Linked DNA regions of Mus musculus: region 1 is linked to region 2. A link is a loop called in an ENCODE intact Hi-C map of the cell type or tissue named here. Cell type or tissue: left cerebral cortex. All regions are shown on one strand. Each heading gives the region's core, and the rest is flanking DNA. Links, peaks and the distances in the headings are about the cores only. Region 1 overlaps Ttc27 (tetratricopeptide repeat domain 27). Region 2 holds the start of Ltbp1 (latent transforming growth factor beta binding protein 1).

What was found. Peaks named below come from ENCODE experiments on the same cell type or tissue, not always from the same donor. Only the 100,000 strongest peaks of a DNase experiment are listed, where the experiment ranks them.
Region 1: it touches region 2 in a loop (9-fold over the local background); 38 of 42 quality-filtered maps call a loop at or near these places.

The regions. Positions count from the first base shown.
Region 1 is chr17:74,807,979-74,813,347 of GRCm38, forward strand. The region is part of intron 13 of Ttc27 (tetratricopeptide repeat domain 27); the gene reads left to right. Among named protein-coding and RNA genes, the nearest start is that of Ttc27, 93 kb to the left of the region's middle. In left cerebral cortex, for the core only: a CTCF peak has its summit at 3,052 (motif pointing right); a DNase peak (open chromatin) is centred at 3,069.
Region 2 is chr17:75,002,247-75,007,557 of GRCm38, forward strand. It overlaps Ltbp1 (latent transforming growth factor beta binding protein 1), which reads left to right and starts at 3,283. Exons shown (of 34, transcript NM_019919.4): 1 at 3,283-4,115; 2 at 5,085-5,155. The coding sequence starts at 3,640. In left cerebral cortex, for the core only: CTCF peaks have their summits at 2,794 (motif pointing left) and 4,208; DNase peaks (open chromatin) are centred at 2,820, 3,165 and 4,071; H3K4me3 peaks cover 1,686 bases.

The DNA.
Region 1 (5,369 bases), core at 189-5,188, 190 kb before region 2:
TTGAAGCCTGCTGGTGACGATCAAAAACAGACTCTGAGGACTGAAGAGTGGGTGCGGTGAGACAGCAGATTACTATCAGTAACCTGCTTCCTAGGGAGATGGTGGTCAAATGCAGTGCTGAACCGAGAATAGACAGCTAAGTAAAGAGATACTAGACGGCCTTGTTTTATTGCAGGCAGAAGTGAAACACTGGTGGACAAAGGTGAAGGGAAGCCAGTGGCAGTGCTGAGTGGTAGGGGGCAGTCAACGGGACTAATGCTTTCCTGAGACTGGAGCTTTTTAAAGCACTGATGATCTAAGCTAGGATGTAACGTGGATTCCTTTAGCAGTATTGAGAGATGCAAAAGCTTGTTAAGATGCAGGCTTGCAATCCTTTGTTTTTTGTGTGTCAGTGGGGAGAGGAGAGGTGTGAGTCCCCTGTGAGCAGTGGTAGAATAAATGGGCAGTGTGCTTTTGCTGCCTAGAGGCGAATGAAGCAACAATGGATGGTCAGGAAAGGCCTGATGGAGAAGTGATTTTCACTGAGCACTTAAAGAAGGGTTAGATTCACAGAAGTGAAACTGGGGGCATGTCTTCTGGGAATAATATATTCTGCATGTGCAAACACCAGTCATTTAGAAAGCAAAGATTCTTGGTGACTGTAGAGTTCTGACTTTATTCTATTCTATCCTAATAGTAACACAGCAAGGAGTTTTACATATGACCAGGCTTCAGGTACTGACTTTTAAGCACTCTGTAGATACTCTTAGCCAGCGGCACAATCACCAAGATCCTTAATGTTTTTACTAACTTTATAGATGAAGAATTAGAAGTGTCAGTTTGTACCAGCCGCTGTAGTTGATGAAGACAGGAGTTGATATTCAGCCTGGACATTTGCCCTAGCTTCAGAGCTCTTAACTTCTCGGTTTGACCTCTGTAGGAGATTGTGGAGGACACAGTGCCATATTGGCCAAGGCCAAGTCTAGAGCGTCCTGAATACCTTCAGCTGTTAGCGTAGACGTTGTTTCCCGTCAACAAAGAGTCACTGGGCTATTGGAAGAAGCAGAATAAAGTTGTAAGATTGGAGCTGTCTGGCACAGGGTGCCCAGTGAATCTCCTGAGCTCTCCCTGTGAGTCAGACCTTTGAATCATGGTTCATCCCAAGGCCTGGGCCATACTCACCCTTATGTACAGGGCAAATGTTGCCTGTCCTTTTAGTGGTTTTTGTTTTGAGGCAGGATCTTACTGTGTAGGCTAGGTTGGCTTTGAGCTTGTCATTTTTCTGCTTCAGCCTCCCTAACACTGGGTTTATGGCATGTGACACTATGCCTGACTCATTTTAGTTTTTGAAAGGATAAAGTATCTACATTTGAAATGTGACCCAATAATTTCTGTCGTAAAGTTATTACTTGTGGTAGAAAATTCAAGGAGGTTGGTGTTCCCTTTTCAAAGAGCAGACAGGATGGACATATGTGAATAATATGTACAGAAAAAAAAGAGTCTTTTTCTTTCTTTCTCATATTGGCTAGCAATAAAAAAAAGAAAGGAAGGAAGGAAAAAAAAAAGAAAGGAAGGAAGGGAAAAAAAAGAAAGAAACTCCTAAGGCTTAATTTTACAGCTGCCAAGAACCCTGTGGTAGCGTCTGGGCCGTGATAGAGTGGGGAAGGTGGAAACCCTGCCTGATGCCTGCTTGGTTCTGAGACCTAGGAACCCCAGAGGCATGGCACAGGCCGGTCTGTTCTGTGCCTGCATAAGGTGGAAAGCCGAGTCTGCAATCACTCCACTGCTCGGAAAAGCAGAGCCAGCATACGTATGGGCTAGCTCAGTTCTGGTGCAGTCAGCTCTCTGCAGCAAACGTGCAACTGTCTCTCCCGCCTGTTGCTCTGCAAGGTGATGAGAGAAATCACTCTTGCCCGTTATCTGTAGCCAACAGGGAGATAAACCTTCTGGGAAGGTCTCGGGAGCAGATGACTTACGTGGTGTAAGTTTTCTGGAAAGAAGAGGCAAATAACAGAATAGCTGTAAACATCCAAACAAGAAACAGCATTAAACAACCAATAGTAGAATTCTTTTACAACAGTAAAAGGAAAATTAAGGAAACTATCCCCTTAGGGAGACAGTAAAACTGACAGGTTAAAGAGTGTTCTCCTTCAGTGAGGGGAATATTAGAGTGCAAGTATGGTGATGCACGACTTAAGAGCATGGAGCATGTCTTGGGGAAAGCCACTACCAAACAGAGGTGGCAGTGATCTTGGATTTGGCCTAAGGGTATTTCCTGTTTGTTGAACTATATTCAACAGCTTGTTTTCATTTGTGCCATGAGACTGAGGTAGGGAAGAAGGCACAGGATAGAGAACGGGGCGTGCCTTTAGGGCTAGATTATGTTAACCTTTAGTTCATGTGACAGACAGACGCCAACCAGTTGGTCCCGAAGGGACATAGCAGAAATTGTGAACTTGTTTATTCATGTGGACAGCGCCCCATTCCCACCCCCAAGCCCCCCAGTCCCTTAGGAAGAAGGAACTCTGGGTAGCAAGTCAGAAAACTGGCGAGGCAGTGGTGGTGCACGCCTTTAATCCCAGCACTTGGGAGGCAGAGGCAGGCAGATCTCTGAGTTCAAGGTCAGCCTGGTCTACAGAGTGAGTTCCAGGACAGCCGGGACTACACAGAGAAACTCTGTCTTGAAAACAAAACAAAACAAAACAAAAGGAAATTGTGATATCCAAGCAAGTGGTATTTCTGTCTGTTTCCTTCGTGCTGTAAAGTTATCTTTTTAGTCATAAAAGTAATTTTACTCATTCTCTAGTGGCCTTAGATGGCTAATTTCTATTTTTGGTGTTGAAGTTTATAAAGTGCTGTAATTGCTCTCCTCACTACCCAACACTGCACTCCAGAAACTAGTAATCATGAAGCTTTGAGTAAACTTCCTCTATAGACCATGTTTTTCTCTTGGCCTCTTTTGAATTGATTTCTAAGGCCTCTAATTGAATAGACTCCCTTTATATCTCTTCAAATCTGCTGATTCCAAATACTGTCTTGTATGACCAATGTATTTATCCCACCACTAGATGGCACCAGTGTACCTCAGAACCCTATCACTTCTGGGGAGTCCCAGAGCCTTGGAATTATAGCCTGGTTTAACACCCCCCCCCCCTTAACATCCAGGAACTGAGTCTCTGAGGTTGCGTATTACAGCTGAAGCCACGCAGGTGCTCAGAGTCTCCTGAGTCAGCCATCGTCTGCTCACTTCTGTTATACTCTCTCTGATGCTAGGGGGCCATATTCCAGCCACTTGTGGTTTTGTTTTTGTTTTTTGTTTTAAGTTATTTAAAATATTTAAGCAATCATTATTTAAATACAGGCATCACATTATTTAAAATAAACAGTTGTTTTGCTTTTGTTTTTTGCATTGACTCCCATACAGTGGACTCTGGCTTCCATAGGTCATGGCCAGCAATAGCAATGGCCTCCTGGCTTGCTCTAGATGTGTGAGCTCTATAGAAATCTCAACAGAGCCTTTCTGCCAAGTGCTTGTTTCCATTTTTGGCAAGACCCTTTTGATGCTCCCCTCCATCTGAACATGCCCACCCCTCTGTTGCTGCTTCTCTGTCTGTGCATGGCCTGACAAGGCAGCCTTTGGGGAAGGACTCATTTGTGTTCTGAAGGTACATGTTACTGCATTATTTCCCCCCGTCTTTCGGTACTGGTGACTGGGGTGGTGTGATGATTTGTATGTTTGGGCTAGGAAGTGACATTATTAGGAGGTGTGGCCTTCTTGGAGTAGGTGTGTCACTGTGGGTGGTGTGGGCTTTAATACCCGAGTCCTAGCTGCCTAGAAGCTAGTATTCTCCTAGTGACCTGAAGTTGAAGATGTAGACACCTGCACTGTGCCTGCATGCATGCTGCAGTGCTCCTGCCTTGATGATAATGGACTGAAGCTCTGAACCTGTAAGCAGCCTCCATTAAATCCTGCCTTTATAAGAGTTGCCTTGGTCATGGTGTCTGCTCACAGTAGTAAAGCCCTAACTAAGACAGGTGTATTGTCATAAACCATAGCTCATGTGCGGGTAGGATGGTATATTGAGAGGCAGTGTGGTGCGGTGGGGAGGGTGAGGCTTGGAGTAACACTGATGTGGTTGAACACCTCCTATGTTCAGCATTTCCTTAATGAGGGTGACATTCATTACCTAGCAGAGTTTCTGTGAGGAATACATGAAGTTGTAAATGGAAAGCTCGTAGTGTCAGGGCCTGGCATACTTAGTAGATGCTTGTTAAGGTGACTAGAAAGAGGGAACAGGAATGATTATAGTATATGAAAGGTTGGAATGAGATGTGGCTAGGCAAAATTAGTATATACTATTGTTAACAGAAATTTTGGGTTCTTAGTTCCATTAATAAGGTAATTTTAGAATAGACTTTAATGGAAAATTATGTATAATTTTATTAGTATTCAAAAAAATTCGCAGAGCAGGCAAGCTGTAAATCCCAACAGCTGTCTGGAGGAGGAGACTGGAGAGATAAGGAATACCCTGTCCTTTGAGTTAAGCTGGTGTGGAGGTGAGACACATGGTGACACATAGGGGCTTGGAGATGTTGTTTAGAGAGAGAAAGAGTAAGGAAGCCCAATGTACTAGAAAAGGCATATTTAGGTTCTGGCCAGCACCTTAAAGAGAAAAAAAAGGGAAAAGAAAAGCTGTACATTTGTACTCAGAAAAGTGGGCACGCTCACAGAGTCACTGAGGCTCTTGACTGTACTCGAGGCTGGAGGAGAATACGTCATCAAAGGGCTCATTATTCTACTGTTTCTATAGCATGGTTTAAGATGAGCTTGCCTTCCTGGGGGTAATCCTGCCTTCCTGAGGGGTGGTCTGTAGGCTTAGATATTTTCAAAATCTACTTTATTTAGGATTCTTAAATGCTCCAACCTCCCTTCTAGCCCACTGATCAGAGGTAGGGGAGAAAGGTGATTAAGAGGAAAAGGGGGTTGTGGACCTGTTTGAAGTAGTTCCTTGGGAGCAGTTCCACTCTTTGTTGTCAGGATACCAGCAGTCCAGTTCAATAACAAACACCAAATACAGATCAGTAGTGGCAACTTGATTTAACAGAAACAGCAAGGCAAGCAGCCAGAATGAGCTGGAACACCCTGAGAATTCCTTTGATGTAATTCTATGAAGTGAGGACTAGTGAAGAAGAGTGCAAGAGCATCCTCTCAGTTTATGGCCTTCCATTTATCTTCTTTCTAGACATCACACATCCTCTCAAGGGTCTGTTTTCAGCAAAGCATCACATGCCCTCTGTACTGGCTAGTTTTGTGTCAACTTGACACAGCTGGAGTTATCACAGAGAAAGGAGCTTCAGTTAAGGAAATGCCTCTGTAAGATCCAACTGTA
Region 2 (5,311 bases), core at 312-5,311:
ATAAGAAACAAGAAACTTGTGTGGAAAACTGTGACTTTGCGGCATCTGCCAGCAGCCCCTTGAGTGGGACTCTTTGCTTATGCATATATTTACATAATCATGGACATGTAGACACACATGTGTTCTAGCATGTGTAGGGATGGGGTGAACATTCATTTTTGGAGGTTATAATTTGGTTGAAGAAGCATCAGAAGTGGTCCCTCCTGTATTGCTGTCAAGAGAAAGAAATATTGCCTTGTGCATTTTCTTTTCTTTTCTTTCTTTTTCTTTTCTTTTCTTTCTTGATCTCTTTCTTTCTTGATCTCTTTCCTTCTCTCTCTCTCTCTCTCTCTCTCTCTCTCTCTCTCTCTCTCTCTCTCTCTTTCTCTCTCTCTCTCCCTTCCTTCCTTCCTTCCTTTCACAGGGTTTCTCTGTGTAGTCCTGGCTGTCCTGGAACTCACGCTGTAGACCAGGCTGGCCTTGAACTCAGAGATCTGCCTGCCTCTGCCTCCCAAGTGCTGGGATGAAAGGCGTGCATGACCACTGCCCAGCTGCCTTGTACATTTTCAGTGGTAGAAAACATTTGTAATTTTTATGGTGTGTGCACGGTATATGTAAGTGGTATGTATGTATGTATGTATGTGTGTATGTATGTATGTATGTGTGTTGTGTGTTCATGCTTGCCTTTATGTTTGTGTGAAGGCCAGAGGAGGACACTGAATGCCCTGTGTGATCATTTCTGCCTAGTCCCTTGAGGCAGGGTCTTTCATTGCACCAGGAGCTAGGCTGATAAGAGCAAGTCCCTGTATTCTTCTGTTTTCCTTCCCCTACAGTGCTAGAGTTATGAGCTTCTGTGACCATGTGGTCTGCTACTATGTGGGTGATGGGGATTTGAACTTAGATCTTTATGGTTGCACACCAGGTGCTCTTACTTTCTGAGCTGTTTCACAGAAAACACTTCTCTATAGAGCCATAGATCAGAGTAAAAACCAGTCTTACTGCAAACTCAGCGATTACAAGCAGAACCTCAGATTCTCTAGAAACTGAGATCCAGGCAGGTGGAATGACTCGCTCAAAGTAAAGTAGCAAGGCTAGGCCCCCAGGGTCTGCTTCCAGCTGTGCTCTCTGTAGACAGCTGCTTCTGTCCTGGAAGCAGTGTTGATATATGCCATTCCCCCATCCTGGACCTGGGAGACACTTGTCAGGAAGACTCACCCAGCACTGAAGACTAGTAAAGACTTCTTGTTGATGCTGCTGCCTGGGTCATTTCCCTTGTCTATTCTCCTCTGCCCTTCCCATCCCATGGCCTCTCTTATCAAAGTGCACTCAGCCTCGCCTCCTGCTTCCTTCCACTGCTCCCTGTCCACTGCAACAACTGCTTAGAAAAATCCCTATATGACACCTAGAATCTTCATCGGGGCAGGTTTGACTTGCAGCTAGGAAACATTCTCTGTTACGAATTGTCCACAAGATGACAAAGAATTATGGGCTAAACTAGGTTCTAGGACCATGGAAATCAAGCAGTGCCTTGTGAGATTTCTGTTATTTTTCTCTAAGCATTACTTAATTCAGCTGCTTAGCTTCTTTAATGCTTTATTTAGATCTTGTTTCCTCAACCAGATAGGTTTCCTTTACACAAAGGCTTTGTGCCCCAGGATACTTTGTAGCTCTAGATAGATACAAAGATGCTGTGTATCTGCTGGTCTTTTGCACAGCGGGCATTTGGTAGGCATTTGTTCCCTTGTACTTTTGCATCTAGAACTCAAAGTTGCAGACTTGGGACAGTGTCTTGACCCTTCTTTTCATCTGGTTCACTTTAACCCAGCTCTAAGGTTGGACTGGAGTTATCCTGTTCAGGGCTGGGAGGGGCTTTTCACCCAGTTTGTGTGTGTGTGTGTGTGTGTGTGTTGAGAAAGCAGAGCTTCTGAGAGGAAAGGTGAAGTGTCCGTGGCCTGTAGCCATTAGTGATCATTTTATCTGGAGCCCTGGTCTCCTCCCCGCGACCAGAGCTATTTCTTTGATGGTAGTGACTCTCTCAGACAGTGCTCCTTCTGGAAGCCTGTGTTCAGGCTGCTGGCCTCCAGGCCCACTTCCCTCAGAGCAAACGCTCACCAGTATTTCTGTAATGTGCAGAGAAAAGTAGGTGACTAGATTAGTCCTCAGCTTGGAATGATTTTTCCCACTATCAGTATTTCTGAAATTATTCTCACTTGCTATCAGTTGTCCTAAGCGGATGCAGGGAAAACCCTCAAACAAAGAACAATCAAAATTACTAATATGTGAGAAAACCCAAGCCTGGGAAAAGACCCTTTTTAATTCACTTAAAAATATTTATTTATTTTATGTGTGTCACTGCTTTGTCTGAATATGTGTATGGGCGCCTGAATGTCAGAAGAGAGCATCAAACCTCCTGGAACTGGAATTTTGGATGGTTGGGAATCTAATCCAGGTCCCCTGAAAGAGCAGCCAGTGCACTTAACCACTGAATTATTGCTCCAGTCCCGGGCCTTTAAAAAATTGTTTTAAAAAATATACAGTTATTATCATGGACTTTTGATTGCAGTCATGTAAAAACAGCATTCATTCTGTTGACATTGTCTTAATTCAGATGTTAGCAGTAAAGACGTCATTTCCTGGTTTTCTTCAAACTCTGTTTTGCACGAGAGAGAGAGAGAGAGAGAGAGAGAGAGAGAGAGAGAGAGAGAGAGAGAGAGAAATTCCTAAATGCTCCATTCCACTCCACTGCAAGGACCACCGGCAGGGCAGCCTCTGCGATTTTCTTCATCTACACGGGCGCCCCCTGCTGCCCATCCCGCATTCTTGACCCTCCAATGTCAGGAGCAGGGTACCACAAAGTCTTCCGGAGGTTGCAGTCCTAAAGAAAACCTTCCTTCAGACTAATAGAGCTAATCACTTTCCAATGGACAGCTCACGCTACCTCGGATAGCCTTTTCTGGGACCGGACCTAGTGTTTTAATCCAACTTCTGCAGACAGTATCCGAGCAAACTCGAGTAAAAGTGCCTGCGCTTCCAAACTGTATTACTCGAATCCTTTCCGGCTGCTAGAAGGAAAGGGCCGTTCCCTCACCTTGCTGAGCCCTTTGTCTTTTCCTGGCGCTGGGGAGCGGGAATCCCTGTCCACCCGACCCATAGCCCCAATATCTGGATGCGGAGGGTGGCGGCTCATTCTCCGGCTCATCTCGAGCTTTCCCCAATTAGGATTTGCTGCCTGACGTCACGTCTGCTGCAGATTGGCTGTTCAGATCTGACACAGGGCTCCACCGGGGAGAAGAAACTTTTAAAAGACTTTGCAGCCGGGGCTGCCTCTGAGCGTCCAGCGCTCACGGTCGTCCTTGCTCACCCTCGCGGGGTTGGCGCCCGTAGCACCCCAGCCGCACCCGGCGACACCTCGTCTGAGCCAGGGGACCCTCACCTTGAGCAGCTCGCGCCCCTCCCCTCCTCTCCACCCCAACTCCCGCCCCCTGCTCGCCTCCACTCCCGGCTGGGGTCCGCTGCCGCTCAGCCGCCCGCAAAGCTCCCTCCCCTGCGGCCACCCAGTTGGTCTCCACCCCGCGGCGCACGGGCTCTCCGCAGAGTCCTTGGGGATACCGAGGGAGCGCGCCGGGGCAGGACGAGCCGCGCGGCCGGAGACTGCCCGCGATGGCGGGAGCCTGGCTCAGGTGGGGTCTCCTGCTCTGGGCAGGGCTGCTAGCGTGGTCTGCGCACGGCCGGGTGCGGAGGATCACGTACGTGGTGCGCCCGGGCCCGGGACTGCCGGCCGGAGCCTTGCCTCTGGCTGGGCCCCCGCGGACCTTCAACGTCGCACTGGACGCCAGGTACAGCCGGAGCTCAACAGCCGCCTCCAGCCGCGCCTTGGCTGGGCCCCCAGCCGAGCGGACCCGGCGCACCAGCCAGCCCGGCGGCGCGGCCCTGCCGGGGCTCCGATCTCCGCTGCCACCCGAGCCCGCGCGTCCGGGGGGGCCCAGCCGGCAGCTCCACTCTAAGGCGGGTGCTCAGACCGCGGTCACTCGCTTCGCCAAACATGGCAGGCAAGTCGTGCGCTCCCAAGTGCAGCAGGACGCTCAGAGCGCCGGGGGCTCCAGACTGCAGGTTCAGCAGAAGCAGCAGCTGCAGGGGTAAGCCCACGCTCTGCCTGCCTCGCGCGCCGGGACCCGCCGAGGCCCGGGAACCGTCTCCTCCCCGCCGGAGGCGCTGCGGGAAGGGGTGGGCACGGGGGAAGCCCGCTCACTTTTTACTGGTGTTTAACTCTCAGTGCATTGTTACCCAGCTGCGGGGGAAACACAAAAGGCATTTATTTCTTCCCCGGGGCGTAACCTCCTGTGCGCAAACCCTTCTGCTCCTAGACTATGGGCGTAAACATGAAGTCACTACAGCTTAATCCCAAGGCATCAATTAAACTTCTTGCAACTCGGTTTTTTATTTTGGTTTACCTAATGAAAAAGGGATTGTGAGTGAAAGCTGGCTCTAAAGACCCAGCTCTCCTTGAGCATCCCAGAAATTGTATACTTGGGTTTCCTGGCACCTGTGGGTCCTAAATTGGTAAGGGGCTGGGGGTGAGACTCCACGTGAACAGCAGTAGGAATTAAAGTTTGTTATTCGGTGCTGGTAAGTATCCCCACTGAACGGCTTTAACCCCATTAATCACAAGTTAGGATGGGGGCGACTTAATTTGGACATACGCCCCCCCCCCCCCCCCGCAGGGATGGATTCTCGGGGTGATCTCACTCTTTTGGCAGCACGGGGGAGGGGGAGGGGCTGGGGGATACTACTCTCTGAAGCAAAGTGGGCCCAGAGAATATGAAGAATACATTTGACTCTGTTTTAATTTGGAGTTTAAGAGACAACTGTTTGTTTGGATTTTAAGACTCCATGCTTGTTTATGCACATCCCTTAGTTCCTCCATCCTTCCCAGGTGAATGGTCCCTGACCCTTCCACTTGAGCAACTTTGGGTGGAGCATCCTGGGCACACTTTGGAGCTCTCTCTCTAATCGAGAGGAATGTGTAAGCAAGAGATTGGCTTTTCAGGAACACTCTGAAAGCTTGAGTTCACTGCGCTGGACTCAGAGGTCTCGCTTTGTTTCAGGATCAACGTCTGTGGAGGGCAGTGCTGCCACGGGTGGAGTAAACCTCCTGGCTCCCAGAGGTGCACCAAACGTAAGTCACTGTACTCACAGCGGGCCTTGCACAGTGGACCAGGTGGGGCTGTGTGTGTGTGTGGGGGGGGGGTGGAGTGGGAGGAAGAGGGTCAGGTTGGGTTAGGGAGGTTCTACAGAGGCCTCTTGAAGAGGCAGGCACTGCCCCTGGGAAGGT